Linked DNA regions of Homo sapiens: region 2 is linked to region 1. Evidence: chromatin loops called from intact Hi-C (ENCODE). Cell type or tissue: PC-3. All regions are shown on one strand. Each heading gives the region's core, and the rest is flanking DNA. Links, peaks and the distances in the headings are about the cores only.

Region 1 (8,342 bases), core at 278-8,277:
AGATATTCTTCTCTACTTTCCTTATCTTCACTGATTTCCATTTCAGATGGAAGTAATCCATTACAGTTAACATTTGTATATGGTATGAGGCAGGAATACAACTGGGTTTTTCTCCATGTACTAGCTCCCCCAACGTCATTCACTAAAAAAAAAAAAAAAATCTATCCTTCTTTCTTCATTGATTAAAGATGCCATTTCTATGATATATGAAGTTTCAATATGCACATGGGTTTGTTTCGGGGCTCCTTATTTTGTTCTACTGATCTATTGATCTATTTGTTCTTTTTTTTTTTTTCTTCAGATGGAGTTTTGCTCTTGTCATCCAGGCTGGAGTGCAGGCTGGAGTTGCCCAGGCTGGAGTCACCACACGTGGCTAATTTTTGTATTTTTAGTAGAGATGGGGTTTCACCATGTTGGCCAGGCTGGTGTCGAACTCCTGACCTCAGGTGATCCACCTGCCTCGGCCTCCGTCTGATAGTGCTGGGATTACAGGCATGAACCACGGCCCCTGGCCTATCTGTTCTTGTGGCAGTATTAAATTGTTTTTATTTCTGTGAATGTGATTGATTTATCTTAATATTTGGTAGAAAAAGTCCTCTATCTTTGCTCTTCTTTCTCAAAATTAGTTTAGTTATTTGCGTCTTAGCTATTCTTTGTTCATTTCAGAATCAATTTGTCACATTCCCCTCAAAATCCAGCTGGAGTCCTGGAGAGTGGGCTGTCCCGCTTCCGAGTGGGAACGTTCATAGTGTCGTTGATGAGAGATTAAATATGGGTGATGTTGAGAAAGGCAGAAGACTTTTGTTCAGAGTGTGCTCAGTGCCACATGGACCCAATCTTCATGGCCTCTTTGGAAAACAGATGAGTTCACTGGATTCTCTCTCACAGACATTAGTAAGAACAAAGGCATCATCTGGGGGGAGGAGACACTGATGAACTATTCGGAGATTCTCAAGAAATATACCTTAAACAAAAATGATCTTCACAGGCATTAAGAAGGAGACAGAAAGGACAGACCTGATAGCTTATCTCAAAAAGCCCTAATAAGTAATAATTGGCTACTGCCTTATTACAAAGCAGAAATGTCTCATAACTTTTTTCTTTCTTTTAAGAGATAGGGTCTTGTTCTGTTGTCTAGGCTGGAGTGCAGTGGCACAACCATGGCTCACTGCAGCCTCAAATTCCTGGGCTCAAGCAATCTTCACACCTCAAGCCTCCTGAGTAGCTGGGACTACAGGCGTATGCCAACACACTTGGCTGATCTTTAATTTTTAATTTTTTGTAGAGACGAGAGTTTGCAGTGTTGTGCAGGCTGGTCTCGAACTCCAGGCCTCAAGCAGTCCTCTCACTTTGGCCTCCCAAAGTGCTGAGATTATAGGTATGAGCCACTGTGACCAGCCTCATGACTTTTTAAATGTGTGTCATAATTTAATTGATCTCATACACCAGAATTCAGATCATTAATGACTGACAGAATATTTTTGTTAGACAGTCCTGATTTAACTAAGTCTGGCTTATGGTTAAATGAATACAATTAGTTTCTTGAATTTTGATAGTAATTCCAATTCAGTAAATGTTCTCACTGTTTCCTCTTCTAAAGATAAGTTTGGACTTGATTAGTAATGTTCAACTTTTCACAAAGATGGAGAATGCCATCACAAAGCCTATTGGAAATTGATTTTATGTTTTGATTTATATAGTTATATAAATGAATATATGAATATATTTAAATACTGGGGAAATCCCTTCACTATCTCAGAACCAAGCAAGAATTACCTGTGTTTTAACTTGTGATCATTAGCCTGTTAAGGGCAAGGGCTGAAGATAAGGTAGCAATGTCTGCTTTATATTTTTGGTCTTAATTATGTCAATCTAATTAGAATTCCTGGTATCCAAAATGCTATTTTTATTTTCTTTCTTTGTTCTTCTTTTTTATTTTTTTGAGACAGGGTCTCGCTTTGTCGCCCAGACTGGAGTGCAGTGGTATGATAAACAGCTCACTGCAGGCTCAACCTCCCAGGCTCAAGCCATCCTCCCACCTCAGCCCCCGAGTTGCTGAGACTAGAGGCAGGCACCATCATGCCAGGTTGGTTTTTAAAAAATTTTATGTAGAGACTGGGCCTCACTTTGTTGCCCAGGCTGGTATGAAACTCCTAGGCTCAAGCAATCCTATTACCTTGGCCTCCCAAAGGGCTGAAATTACAGGAGTGAGCCACTGTGCCCTACCTAAAATTCTACTTTTCAATTGCTGAAAGGCATTTTAGTGTAATTTATGTGTAACACCAAATAAAGAATATTTATCACTTATAAGAAATTCAGGCCGGGCATGGTGGCTCGCACCTGTAATCCCAGGCCTTTGGGAGGCCAATCACAAGGTCAGGAGATCGAGACCACCCTGGCCAACATGGTGAAACACCATCTTTACTAAAATACAAAAAAAAAAAATTAGCCGAGTGTGGTGGTGCACACCTCTGATCCCAGCTACTCAGGAGGCTGAGGCAGGGGAATTGCTTGAACCAAGGAGGCAGAGGTTATAGTGAGCCGAGATCATGCCACTGCACTCCAGCCTGGCAACAGAGCAAGACACTGTCTCAAAAAAAAAAAAGAAGTTCAGGTGGAATTTTGATTGAAAATGTGTTATACATTGTTATTTTTAGAAGAGCCTACAGATTTCTACTGTTGAGCTATTTTATTTCTCCTTTCTTTTCTTTTTAAATTATTATGTTAAAACAGAAATGGGGGGGTCTTGCTATGTTGACCAGGCTGCTCTCGAACTCCCGGCCTCAAGCAATCCTCCCATCTCAGCCTCCCAAAGTGCTGGAATTACAGGTGTGAGCCACTGTGCCCAGCCTGTTAAACTATTTTATACATATAGTATAGCCATCTTTTTCAACTTCTTTTGTCTTTAAGAGATTTTTTTTTTAATTTTAATTTTTATTTTTGAGACAGGGTCTCACTCTGCCATCCAGGCTGGAGTGCAGTGGCGCCATCTTGGCTCACTCAACCTCTACCTCCCGGGTTCAAGTGATTCTCCTGCCTCTCCCATGTAACTGGGATTACAGTCACGTGCCACCACACCCAGCTACTTTTTGTATTTTTAGTAGAGACGGGGTTTCATGTTGGACAGGCTGGTCTCAAACTCCTGGCCTCAAGTGATTCGCCTGCCTCGGCCTTCCAAAGTGCTGGGATTACAGGCATGAGCCACCGTGCGCAGCCTTTTGTCTTTAATAGGGTTTTAAGGGTATTTTTAAGGCTCTTCACTGTGAAAATTATTAGAGTTATATTTAAAGACACATTTATGACGGAGCGCAGTGGCTCACGCCTGTAATCCCAGCACTTTGAGAGGGCGAGGCGGGTGGATTGCGAGGTCAGGAGATCAAGACCATCCTGCCTAACACGGTGAAACCCCGTCTCTAGTAAAAACACAAAAAATTAGCCAGGTGTGGTGGCAGATGCCTATAGTCCAGCTACTCAGGAGGCTGAGGCAGGAGAATCACTTGAACCTGGGAGGCAGAGGTTGCAGCATTCCAGGCTGGGTGACAGAGCAAGACTCTGTCTCAGAAAAAAAATAGTAATAATAATAATAAAGATACATTTACAAAGGTGTAATGAATATTTGGAAATTGTCTACATGTCTACTAATAGAGGAATGGTTAAATAAATAGAAAACAGATTGATGCATGCATTTGCGGAAAATCACATTTAAATCACACTTTCAAAGAATGTTTAATGACATGAGAAAATATTGTTATACTGTTACATTACTTGATGAGATTACAGGGATTTAAACAGTCTTTATTACTTTATTATAATTTGTAGGATATGTCCCAAGTTTTCTGAAATAAACATGATTTATTTTTACAATTTTTTTTTTTTTTTTGGAGACAGAATCTCACTCTGTTGCCCAGGCTGGAGAGCAGTGGTGCAATCTTGGCTCCCACTGCAACCTCTGCCTACTGGGTTCAGGCGATTCTCCTGCCTAAGCCTCTTGAGTAGCTGGGATTACAGGCAAGCGCCACCATGTCTGGCTAATTTTTGTATTTTTAGTAAAGATGGGGTTTCACCATGTTGGCCAGGCTGGTCTCAAACTCCTGACCTCATGATCTGACTGCCTTGGCCTCCCAAAGTGCTGGAACTACAGGCGTGAACTACGGTGACTGGCCATAATTTTTTTCCTTTAAAGAAGTTGTTGGAAGCAAATTAAGTTTTGTATTTGTCATCTGAGTCTATTACAGGAATATTGGGAAAACGATTTCTGACTCATCTGATGAGCTCATCAAGCAATAAATAATAACTCACATGTAAATTTTCTAGCTTGACTTCCTGCCTCCTCCATCTGCTAGGACTCCTTACAGTTTGTTAGGCCACCTGACTCAACTAAGTATAAGTAAATGAAATTTCACACATTCATTTTTTTCTTGTTACAAATATTTAATAATCTGCTGCTATGTTCCAAGTACTCTACTAAATCCATTAAAGATAAAGGAATCACTTAAATTTTCTCTGTCCTAACGGGGCTTAGTACAGTTGGTCCTCTGTTTCTATGGATTCCAGATCTGTGGATTCAACCAACCATGAGACAAAAATATTTTTTTAAAAAAGAAAAAAGAGGAAAAAAATGGTTGTGTCTGTACTGAGCATGTATAGACTTTTTTCTTGCTGCTATTTCCCAGACAATGTAGTGTAACAACTATTTACATACTATTTACATTGCACTGGGTACTATAAGTAACCACGAGATGATTTAAAGTATATAGGAGGATATGCAAATACTATACCATTTTATTTTATTTTATTTTATTTTGAGACAGAGTTTTGCTCTTGTTGCCCAGGCTGGAGTGCAATGGTGCGATCTCAGCTCACTGCAGCCTCCACCTCCTGCGTTCAAGCAATTCTCCTGTCTCAGCCTCCTGAGTAGCTGAGATTACAGGTGAATGACATCACGCCCGGCTAAATTTTGTATTTTTAGTAGAGACGGTGGTTTCATTGTATTGGTCAGGCTGGTCTGGAACTCCTGACCTCAGGTGATCCACCTGCCTCATCCTCTCAAAGTGCTAGGATTACGGGCGTGAGCCACCGTGCCTGGCCTACTATACCATTTTATAGGAAGGACTTGAACACTGATACGGTTTGGCTCTGCATCCCCACCAAAATCTCATCTTGAATTGTATTCCCATAATTCCCATGTGTTGTGGGAGGGACCTGGTGGGAGATAATTTGAATCATGGGGACGGTTTCCCCCATACTGTTCTCATGGTAGTGAATAAGTCTTATGAAATCTAATGGTTTTATCATGGTTTTTGCATCTTCCTCATTCCATACTGTTCTCATGGTAGTGAATAAGTCTCACGAGAGCTGGTGATTTTATCATGGTTTTGCATCTTCCTCATTTTTCTCTTGCTGCCACCATGTAAGAAGTGCCTTTCGCCTCCCACCATGATTCTGAGGCCTCCCTAGCCATGTTGAACTGTAAGTTCAATTAAACCTCTTTTTCTACCCAGTCTTGGGTTTGTCTTTATCAGTAGCATGAAAACTGACTAATACCAACATCCATGGATTTTGGTATGGATGTTCAAGTCCCTCATATAAAATGAGGTCCAGAAACCAATCCCCCATGGATACCAAGGGATAACTCTGTGACATATAAAGATTCAGGATTTGGCTGTCAAGTTCAACCATGCCAACTCTCAACATTTCTGTGCTCCAGCTACCCCAGATTATTCCCCCCCTACTTTTCTCATGCTGTTTCCTCACTTGGAATTCCTTTCTCTTCTTATCCACCCATAAAAATGCTACTTATTAGCTGAGTATGGTGGTGCACACCTGTCGTCCCAGATCAGATACCCAGTAGGCTAAGGCAGAAAAATCTCTTGAGCTCAGCAATTCAAGGCCAGCCTGGGCAATATAGTGAGAACCCAGCTCTGGAAAAAAAAAAAAAAAGCTTATATTTCATACAGTTTTGTGAGAACTTCTCTGATTCTCCTATTTCCTCTAACATTCCATGAGCACTTCAAATGTAGCTCTAACTTGGCACATTCTTCCTGCTGCTTTGTTTTTGTTTGTCGTTTTTTTCCAAAAGCAAAGATGATGGCATGATTGCTGTCTGCATTAAATACTGCAATTATGATCTTAGTGAACAGGAAAAATAGAAATTCAAGCACCTATATTTTTGAACAACACACTCCACACAATACTTTTACCATTGCTATATTGGTTAGTAGATGGAAAAACTGAATATTGGGGAAAATTGTCCTGGCAATCTTGGGCAAGTACAGGACCCTGCTGGCTATAGACCACTGTACCTGTTTAAAAGTTCCTATCAAAGAGACTTGCTGGTTTCATTGAGGCTAAGGGGTGATTTACAGAGACTTTAGGAAATTAATGGACCACAAAAATTCAGAAACCAAAAGAGGCAACCTAGCAGGAGACGAGCAAACAGGACCCGATAGTGTCCCTGAGGGCTCTGTCCACTTGAGTAAATTATATCTTATTCTTATTTCCACGGGTTACCTTCCAATCACCAAGCTTTGCTCTATAGGACTGTGTTCTCCTGAGGAGGTGCCTCTTTCTACTTTGCACAGAGAGGCTGAGTAAGTTCCAGCTGCCCCTGTAAGCAGAACAGGTTTCATTCCTTTTCCCAGGCTCCCCCATCAGCTCACTCTTCTTCTATGATGAGGAGTGGGTGAGGGGATTATGGGGAGGCAGGCACTGTTCCTTCTATATTTCTCCTCCCTGGGATATGCAGTTAAAATCCTTTCCACCTTTCTTGACTACATGAAGAATTTCCTATGTGGAATTCCCACCTATAATCATCTTATGTAGTTCTGACAACCACTTGGTGGTATTCTTACTCTCATTTTATAAACTCATGGTAAGTTATGCTGAGAAAATGGAGCCAGCAAGAATTGACTAATCATTCTGGAATTTTGGATGAAATGAGAAAAAGTTTGAGGTGCAAAGTCAGAGGCCTTTTTTTTGAAGGAGAGACTTGAACTTGTTTAGAGGACAGTAGTTCTCAAACTTGAGTATGTATCAGAATCACCTAGAGAGCTTATTAGGCCTTAGTCAGCTGGGCTGCATGCCCGGAGTTTCTGATTCACTAGATCCGGGGTGGGGCAGGAAAATTTGCCTTTCTAACACATTCCCACATGATGCTGATGCTGTTGAGACCTCACTCTGAGAATCTGTTATAGGCTAAGTCAAGGAAGGCAAAATATGGCTGACTGCCTGTTTTTGTATCACTCCTGAACTAAGAATGGATTTTACATTTTACATCTTTGAAAACAATATTTTGTTCATGTGAAATATGAAATTAAAATTTCATTGTCCATAAAGTTTTATTGGAACACAGCCACACATTTATTATATATTGTCGATTGTTTTCATGTTGTAACAGCAGAGTTGAATAGTTGTGACAGAGATAGTAAGGCCTACTAATACAGTTTAGATATTTGTCCCCTCCAAATCTCATGTTGAAATATAATCCCCATGTTGGAGGTGGGGCCTGGTGGGAGGTGACTGGGAAATGGAGGATCTTTCATGAATGGTTTAGCACCATCCTTTTGGTGATACGTTAGCTCTTACTCAGTTCACTTGAAATGTGATTGTTTAGGCTGGGCACGGTAGCTCACGCCTGTAATCCCAGCATTTTGGGAGGCTGAGGCGGGCGGATCACCTGAGGTCAGGAGTTCAAGACCAGCCTGGCCACATGGTGAAACCCTGTCTCTACTAAAAATACAAAAATTAGCTGGGCATGGTGGCATGTGCCTGTAATCCCAGCTACTCAGGAGGATGAGGTAGGAGAATTGCTTAAACCTGGGAGATGGAGGTTGCAGTCAACTGAGATCGAGATTGTGCCTGGTGATAGTGCCTGGGATCACTCCAGCCTGGGTGACAGAGCAGGACTCCATCTCGTCTCAAAAAAGAAAAAAAAAAGTGTGGTTGTTTAAAAGAGTGTGACAGGCTGGGCACAATGGCTCATGCCTATAATCCTAGCATTTTGGGAGGCTGAGGTGGAAGAATTGTTTGAGCCTAAAAGTTTGAGACTAACCTGGGGCAATATGGTGAGACCCCATCTCTACAAAAAAATCAAAAACATTTGCTAGATGTGGTGGCTCAAGCCTGTAGTTCCAGCTACTCAGAGAGGTAGAAGGATTGCTTGAGCACAGGAAGTTGAGGCTGCAGTGAGCCCTTGATGGCACCACTGTATTCCAGCCTCGGTGACAGATGGAGACCCTGTCTCCAAGTAAATAAATAAATAAAATAAAAAAGTATGATGCCTCCTCATTCACTCTCTTGCTGCCACTCTCACCATGTGACATGCCTGCTCCAGCTTTGCCTCC
Region 2 (8,342 bases), core at 123-8,122, 71 kb before region 1:
GACCATGAAACTAAAGAGCCAAGAGCTACACCAGTCAGTTTGGAAGTACAGCCCCAGTCAAGTCAGCTTCAGACAGCTTCATCGCGGCTTTGAGAGAGAGTCCCTTGGCCAGAACCTCAAACTAAGCTGACCCTGGATTCCTGACCTTCAGATACAGTGGGATATCATAAGTATAGTTCAGTTTGTTGTTTTACATTGCTAAATTTGTTATGCAGCAATAGACAACTGGTGAAAATTCAACTGAACAAAATAGAGGAGTCAGCACATCTATTTCTAATACAAATGCACCAACCACATTATGACGCTTGAAAAATAAGATTTAGATTTATTTACATCTGACAAGAGCTAAAAAATGTGAAATACATCAGGTTTTTAGAAATATGGAATTTGTAAACACTTCTGTCATAGACGAACCTCCCCATGTAAACAAGGTCCTTTAAGATACTTGGTAATGACAGTATGAAGCTATCACAATTAAGAAGACATTTAAAAATCCCTCGAACATTTTACACTTTTATTTTTAGTTTTTGCTTTGTAATGTACATAAACTATCCCTCATTATCCAAAATTATTTGTTTCCTCAGTTTGAGCTCAGAAAGTGAGGAATCACCGAATATTAATACAGTAGTAAGTAAATAGTTACACATTAGGGAAGCCTGCTCAAAAACTAGTATAAAAAAATCCAAATATTGGTATACATGAAAGTCACCTGGACATCTTGTTAAAATGTAGATTTTGATTTAGTAAGTTGGATGCGAGGCCCAAGATGACACATTTCTAACATGTTCTCAAGTTACAGTGATACTGTCGGTGCAAAAATCATACCTGAGTAGCAAGTGACTATAGTACAAAGTCTGCCTTTTCGAAGTAGGCAAATAATATATGCAACAGCAAGCAGGAGGTTGTATTGCAAGATAATACACAAATATGATCTCATTTTGTATTAAAGAGAAAGTACTCTTACTTGGTGGACGTAAACTGGGTCCAGGTCCATAGTTGTCATCATTTGTTTCCTTTTCTTTTTTTTCCTGATCCCCAGCTGCCTGCAGGCTGGGAAATTCTTGCTGAAACTGACTATTCACTTGGATTCCTATAGATTTTTTTAAAAAAACATTAAAGGTAACTTTTATACTGAAGATAATACAAACCACCCTCCCAGGATAGAGCTCTCTGCCTCTTTCTCTTAAATTATTCCACATTTCAGTGATGACTGTTCATAGCCATATCACTTTAAAATTCACCTAGACTCCTTTGAAAAGCTAATGATCAGCCATGAGGAGATGAAAGTCTAAGACAGTAATCTACCAGTACCATTCCAGAGGACTCATTTAAGATGACCATGCAAGTGAAGAGCTTGTTTCTCTTTCATTATGACTCCTTACATTTTCAATACACATCAAATTCCTCTGCTAAGAATTCTCAGAATTCGTTCAAATCATATTACTGAAATAGTGTTTGATGAATAAAGACCCCAAGATCAAGATGAGGCTAAAATGCCTTTATTTAATTTATTGCTTCATTTACTTTACTTTGATTTAATTTACAGCTAAGATTATTACACCTCACTATTCACCCAACTTCCTATCTACCTATTTTTTGTACTTCTATAAATTAAAACAGCTAGTTTTGTTAGCTTGAGGGCCCAGATTGGTTCTTCCATAGAATGTTTTATAGACAGTTCCTGTTTCGAAAGTGGGAAAACTAAATTCTGCTGGGGATTCCATCATTCCTTGGGGGAAAGGGGAATATTACAGCAGTGGTGCTTTATGGCTACTTTCTAGCTCTTCTCCTCTCAGGAATCGTGGCAGCATGTCTGAAACAGGAGATGTTGGGGACATAGATGAAAAATGAGTATGGTTTCTAACAATCTATGCGATGGCTGGATACTTTGAAGGTACAAGCTTTGCTTGGATATGCAGAGGTAAAGATAAAATGATGTGGGGCACAGGGTATCTTAAAGACTCCTTTCCTTAACCAATATCATTGACTCATACATGGCTCTTGACATTGGAACTTAGCTAGCCCAAGAGATTTTTTAAAAAACCTTTTTAAGAGCCTTGAGTATATCCTTTAACAATGCTTTATGGCTCTACCAAAACACAGTTCACCCCTTATCTCCTGCATGGCTGTTCAGTAACTATCAAGCCTAGGCAGCTTCCCCAACTAATGTCCACTTACCATCTCCTTGCCCACCTTGCTTGTTACTGGCCCATGATTTGGGAGCAGGTGCTACTTCTGGGGGAGCTGCAACCCCAGGTTTTGGCTGTGCTGGTGGCACTTCTGGTGTTCTTAAAAAAAAATATGAATCCATTATTTCAGATACTGTATGTTTAAATAAAATCAATATTATATTTAAGGTAAACCTGTGTACAAATTATTTTGGCTATATGTTTATTCATTGGTAAATCTCCAATAAATGTTTTCTCTCTGCAACATTCCTTTAAATGAATTATGGCTATTTTTATCGTCTTTCATCTCTACCTTTGAATAACCCAATGAGATGAGTTTTGCTTGTTTTCCATTTTGTTTAAAACACACACACACACACACACACACACACATACACACACACTTTTAATTAAACACAGTTACCAAATATCTGTTTTGAAGAAGTGAACACTTATAATTAAAAATAGCAGTATAAACATACATACAGTCTGGACTGGTGAAATTAGTTGAGGGCTAAAGCTAAGCAAACTCCCCACCTGGCAGTCAACAGGATCACCACTGTACTTACTACTGTTATTCAAAGAGGTAACAGCAACCTGCCTAATGCATTCACATGAGTAAAAGGTGTTTTGAAAGGGTGTACAGTTTTATTCAATTCTTGTAATGAGGTAATGCTTAAAAATAAGAAAGTAGTTAAGAGGCTCACAAAATGCAATGTGTTTCTGGGACACTCATACCTATAACTGACTCATTACTATAAAATAATTTTACTACAGCTAACAAGCATTTACGTATTTGATACATTACTACAGAAGTAGTCAAATTTACTATATAAATCTCCCCAGGCAGGAGTATAGAATTTTGATAAGAGATAGGCAAGAAAACATCAAGTATCCAATGGCTTGTCTTATTTTTTTTAAATTACCACTATTTAGGCTTGGTCATTCAATTAGCTAAGAGTCTGGCAAAATCCTTGACATACAGAAGTCTAAATAGTTGTTGAAAGAAGGATGACTAAGATGGACACTATTAATTCTATCCTAACTTTCTTGCTACAGTATATACAAATTATTACTTGAGCACCTATGAAACATCAGGCAGTTTCAATGCTGGAGATACACAGTAAATTGGCAGACAGACATCCTTAGTATCATGGAATTTAGGTATCGGAGTCAACTCTTAATCATATTGGAAAGGGAATACCTGAGTTGGTGGTAGTATGAAAGCGGGGAGCCTAATAAAGGCTATGACATAAGCAAGGTTGTGATTCCCAATTCTGTCATCTGTTCTACCCTGACAAATTGAAATACTTTTAATAGGGAAAATTAACCAAAAGTTACTATAGTCAAAAGACTTTAAAGAGTATAAAATATGTAATATGTAATACAGACAGCATAACACTTAGCAAATAGCAGGTACTCAAACATAAGTTCCCTACAAAGAAAGGGGAAGGGCTTCATTCTTTAACAGACTTTGACTCACTTTTCTTCTTCATGTTGCTCTTGTTTTGATGCCCACCCTGTGCCATCTTTAGGTACAATGTTTACATTAGGATCATTGCCTTTGTTTTCTGCTTTAAGACTTGGGAGGTTAGCAGGTGGAGGCATACGCCGTGAAATACCGACTTTTCCAAGACTCTGTAATCCATGTCGAGCTGCAACTAAAGATCAATAACATCAACTTTCTTAGAACATCTATTTTATTACCCATTTTATTCCTCAAACAATATAGAAAAACAATAGGAATTAATGCAATCCCTGAATGATTTTCATTCATGTATTTTAAAATAATAATTTTAAAACTAAGCTACACACCTGCAACACATTTCAGTGTAGAAATCAAGCCATTTAACAGCATTTAACAGATTCCTTAAAAAATTTAACAATGCAATTCAACACACTACAGAAAACATTGATAATACTGATATTTTTTCAGAGAATCTATTTCAAACTCAAAACTTAGAATGTTAGAGAATAAATGTATTGACTGTATGTTCATAAAGAATACTGTTAATATGCCATGCATGATTTTCAGTTTTCACTATATTCACTAGGTCACAGTATCTAACACACACACACACACACCCCCACACACGAAACATAAGACTTTCTCTAGTCTATAATTAAAAAGATACTAAATTCCCACTAATATATAGGTCTGTGCCTATCAATCTCATTGACTGAGTTTCCCCTTTAGAGCCACACAGTTCTACCTTTTTTCTGCTGACAACAGAGAAAAACAAAAATATTTTTAAAGGGCTCTATGAAAGTATAAATTTTCAATTATAAGATGTTTATCACATATCCTCTGAAAAATGTGTGCATGCATAAAAACGCAAATGTAAATAGCATTGTATTAACTTGGGTACATCCTAGCTTCTCATAGCAGCAGGTGTATCACTTATAGTAACAAAACAAACCATGAAAAACATAAGTGTCACTTGATTTTACTCACCTGTGGTTTTCTGTGTTTCTAATGATTTCCCCTTGTAAGTATTAAATAAACTGAGTGTTGCATACTTTTTCCCATCCTTTGCTTTTGTGCTCTGGCCTGACTTCTCCGACATTTCGGTGGAAACTCATCGAGTCCAAAACCTCCTGCCACACCCCTTAAAACCCCAGTCCTTAAGATGTACATAAGAAAGAAAAATAAGGATGAAAAACTCAGTAAATTCAAATGTTCACAGAAATTCTGAAAAAACTTCCCATATCAATGATAATTTCATAGAACTTTTTAACTGTCAAATTCCAATAACCAATACACAACAAAATTGATCACAATAAGCTATCATGCACTTGTGAAACATATCAGTTATATATGGTTATAACTGCTTAACTCTATCATAGAGAATAAGGGTTATAATTCCATGCTGTCGTGAATAGTTAAAACACAGTGAACCCACTGAGACTGTCTATTTTAAAAAGATATATTATCCAATTTAATATGCTTGAAATGACTGACACATCAACCTATGCACATGGAATCCAAATGACAGGACAACATCTTCATTCCCCTACATATTACATCCCTGTATCATCATCAGGCAGTATGTGCCCAACAAAGCTCTATTAACTTTAACAGTTTAGAACAGAAACAACGTTCTATGTTCTCTTCATTTCGTAAAAGGTAAAACATCTCACAAACACAAGGTATATAAAAATAACCTATTTCATCACTGAGGACTAAATATTCAAAAAATAGTATCCATTTTTTTCAAAGCATATATAAAGTTCCCTTACATATGAGAAGTTGTTAGAAATAAATAACATTTTCATAAGCATTCAAATACAAAGAGAATCCTCATCTTTAGAGCTAATGTACCCTCATCTTGGTGATGCACCCTAACTTAGTCTATTAATAGATAGGCAAAAAAGAAAAATTATGTCTCATGCTATTTCCCTTCAATTTAATTAAGTTGTAGATACATATCAACCTAACGGTTGTTTTTGTTTTTGTTTTTGAGGGGTTATTGTAGCAGTAGGGTAGAAGATGGCTAATTCTACCATAGAAACGATCAATAGCTGAAAACATTGAGAACTGAAACACAGGAGCCAAAGATAGTATAGAATAGGTATACCAAGCAAAAAGCATCAAAGTAAAGCCTATATCCACTTTACTTTTATAAATTTCGTTTCATCCGTTAGTTTTATATTTGTCAATTACAGAATCAGCAGAGATGTCATTTTATATGCATGTAAAATGCCACCCAACGTTTGTATAGTTCCATAAAATTTATCAGGCATTCTCACCTCTATTATCTCATTTCAGTCAAACAACTTTACAATGTAGTTACTGTCTTGATTTTTACACATAAAGACTAAATCAGATTGAATTTGAAACTAGGGTGTCGGGTTCAATCCATTACACTATGCTGCCTCCTCCCACATAACAGTGTAGATAACCATTTCGCTTTTCACGTATACGTTTACAATAAACCATCTTTCCTTGAGACAACCGACAACCTGAAAAAAGACTGACCTACAACCAATAGGACTACACTAATACAATTTGCTACTATATGTAGAAGAATGTATACAATTAATTTTACCCCAAGACCGCTAATGATGATGATGTTGTGAAAAGAGAATGTACTACCAAAATCTATCCTATTGGCAAATTTACCAGTAACATGTACAAAGATATAGAAAGAATATTCATCTACAGTGACAAAAGAGGACAGTAAATATTCACTACCTGACAAAATTAAAATTCAAAGAGCTTTTTCATCAGGTGAAAAAAAAAGGAACTGATGTATCAAGAAAAACAGTCAACTTGCTTAAGTTATTTAACTAAGAATCCTGAAATCTTGGACTTTTCTGAACACCATTATTACTCAAGCAGCACTCTTGGTGAAGACCCTTTCTGTATATTAGAGAGAAAGCAACATCATGAGAAAAGAACTCCTTAAACTTCCTAGGAGCAAATCTCCAAACCAACCTGTATCTAACATCCAAACTTTCCTTCCTACACCTACTGCTACTGCGGTTCGCAGAACCATGTTTCTGGCCGGGCACGATGGCTCACACCTGTAATCCCAGCACTTTGGGAGACTGAGGCAGGCGATCACCTGAGGTCAGGAGTTCAAGACCAGCCTGGCCAACATGGTGAAACCCCGTCTCTACTAAAAATACAAAAATTAGCCAGGCATGGTGGCAGGCACCTGTAATCCCAGCTACTCGGGAGGCTGAGGCAGGAGAATCACTTGAACCCGGAAGGTGGAGGTTGCAGTGAGCCGAGATCATGCCACTGTACTACAGCCTGGGTGACAGACCAAGACTCCGTCTCAAAAAAAAAAAAAAAAAAAAAAAAAGAAACAATGTTTCTGAGACATGTGATTCTAGAGAAACCATGTTTCTCTAGAAATAGGATAAAAATGAAAATTCTCAGGTCCCAACCCAGACCTACTGAATCAAACTCTGAGGAAGGGGCCCAGCACTCTATAGCAAGTCTTCCAGATTGACTAAGACTTACAAAAATGTTAAGACCTACCGACTTATTATAAGCAGATATATTCTAAGCAGTGATTCTCAACTCTTGCTGTATACAAATCTGGGGGCAGGGGGGAAACTGGGCATCAACTCTTTTTTAAAAAAAAAAATTCTTCAGGTGATTCTAACTGAAAGTAGTTTGAGAATCACTGCAATACAGAAAGTTTATCTTTCTTCTCATTCCATTTAAGGTCAATCTTTCCTCTAGTGCTCTTCATCCTATCCCCACTTCCCTTCTTATCTAAACTCTTGTCTAGGAAATCTCATTAGCTCCTTTGGCTTCAACTACTAACTGATTACCTTCAGCTCAGTACTCCTGAGGAATATATCCCCACACTGCCTGTTTACATTTCTTTGTTTTGAATGAAGTTTCACTTTTAACTAGAACAGAGGCATCTATTTCATGGCAAAACTTTAAGAAGCAAGCCTACTAAACATTCTGTCCAGCATAAGAGAAAAATAATGGTTAAAAAATCAAATTGGGCCGGGCACGGTGGCTTTGGCCTGTAATCCCAGCACTTTGGGGGGCTGAGGCAGGTGGATCGTGAGGTCAGGAGATCGAGACCATCCTGGCTAACACGGTGAAACCCGTCTCTACTAAAAATACAAAAAATTAGCCAGGCATGGTGGCAGGTGCCTGTAGTCCCAGCTACTCGGGAGGCTGAGGCAGGAGAATGGCTTCAACCTGGAAGGCGGAGCTTGCGGTGAGCAGAGATCATGCCACTGCACTCCAGCCTGGGCGACAGAGCAAGACTCTGTCTCAAAAAAAAGGAAAAAGAAAAAGAAAAAAAAAATTAAATTGATGGTCAGTGAAGAAAATAATCAACACTTGACAAAATGTAAATATGTTATAAGAACTCAACAAATCAAAGCAGCCCAAAGAGTAAAGCTTTGAACAGACAATTCACTAGAGAAATGTTAGTAAGCAAGCGTATTAAAATGTCCAACGTTACAACTAAACAAAAATCAAAATAAAATGTCAAGTTCAGCTTCTCCATATTCTTATGAAGGAACACAAAGTAGTAATACACAATTTAACCACAGGGTTATAGAACATCCGATTTAACTCTAGCCATCGCAGAACACTCAAGCTTAAAAGAATCATAAAATGAACCTTAACTTCCCTACTTAAAATCAAGACAATACCAATCCTTCTCAATAACACATTAAACCAAGTTTGATTTA

What was found. Peaks named below come from ENCODE experiments on the same cell type or tissue, not always from the same donor. Only the 100,000 strongest peaks of a DNase experiment are listed, where the experiment ranks them.
Region 2: a loop joins it to region 1, with 6 times the contacts of the local background. A loop is called at or near these places in 1 of 110 quality-filtered maps.

What each region holds. Positions count from the first base shown.
Region 1 is chr1:171,437,393-171,445,734 of GRCh38, reverse strand. It overlaps the pseudogene CYCSP53. Among named protein-coding and RNA genes, the nearest start is that of PRRC2C, 44 kb to the left of the region's middle. In PC-3, for the core only: no CTCF peak of the experiment used is centred there; DNase peaks (open chromatin) are centred at 4,294 and 7,094; H3K27ac peaks cover 4,151 bases.
Region 2 is chr1:171,508,482-171,516,823 of GRCh38, reverse strand. PRRC2C (proline rich coiled-coil 2C) reads right to left here. Exons shown (of 35, transcript NM_001387844.1): 2 at 4,624-4,792; 3 at 3,652-3,829; 4 at 2,179-2,288; 5 at 965-1,090. The coding sequence starts at 4,735. Among named protein-coding and RNA genes, the nearest start is that of PRRC2C, 27 kb to the right of the region's middle. In PC-3, for the core only: no CTCF peak of the experiment used is centred there; no DNase peak of the experiment used is centred there.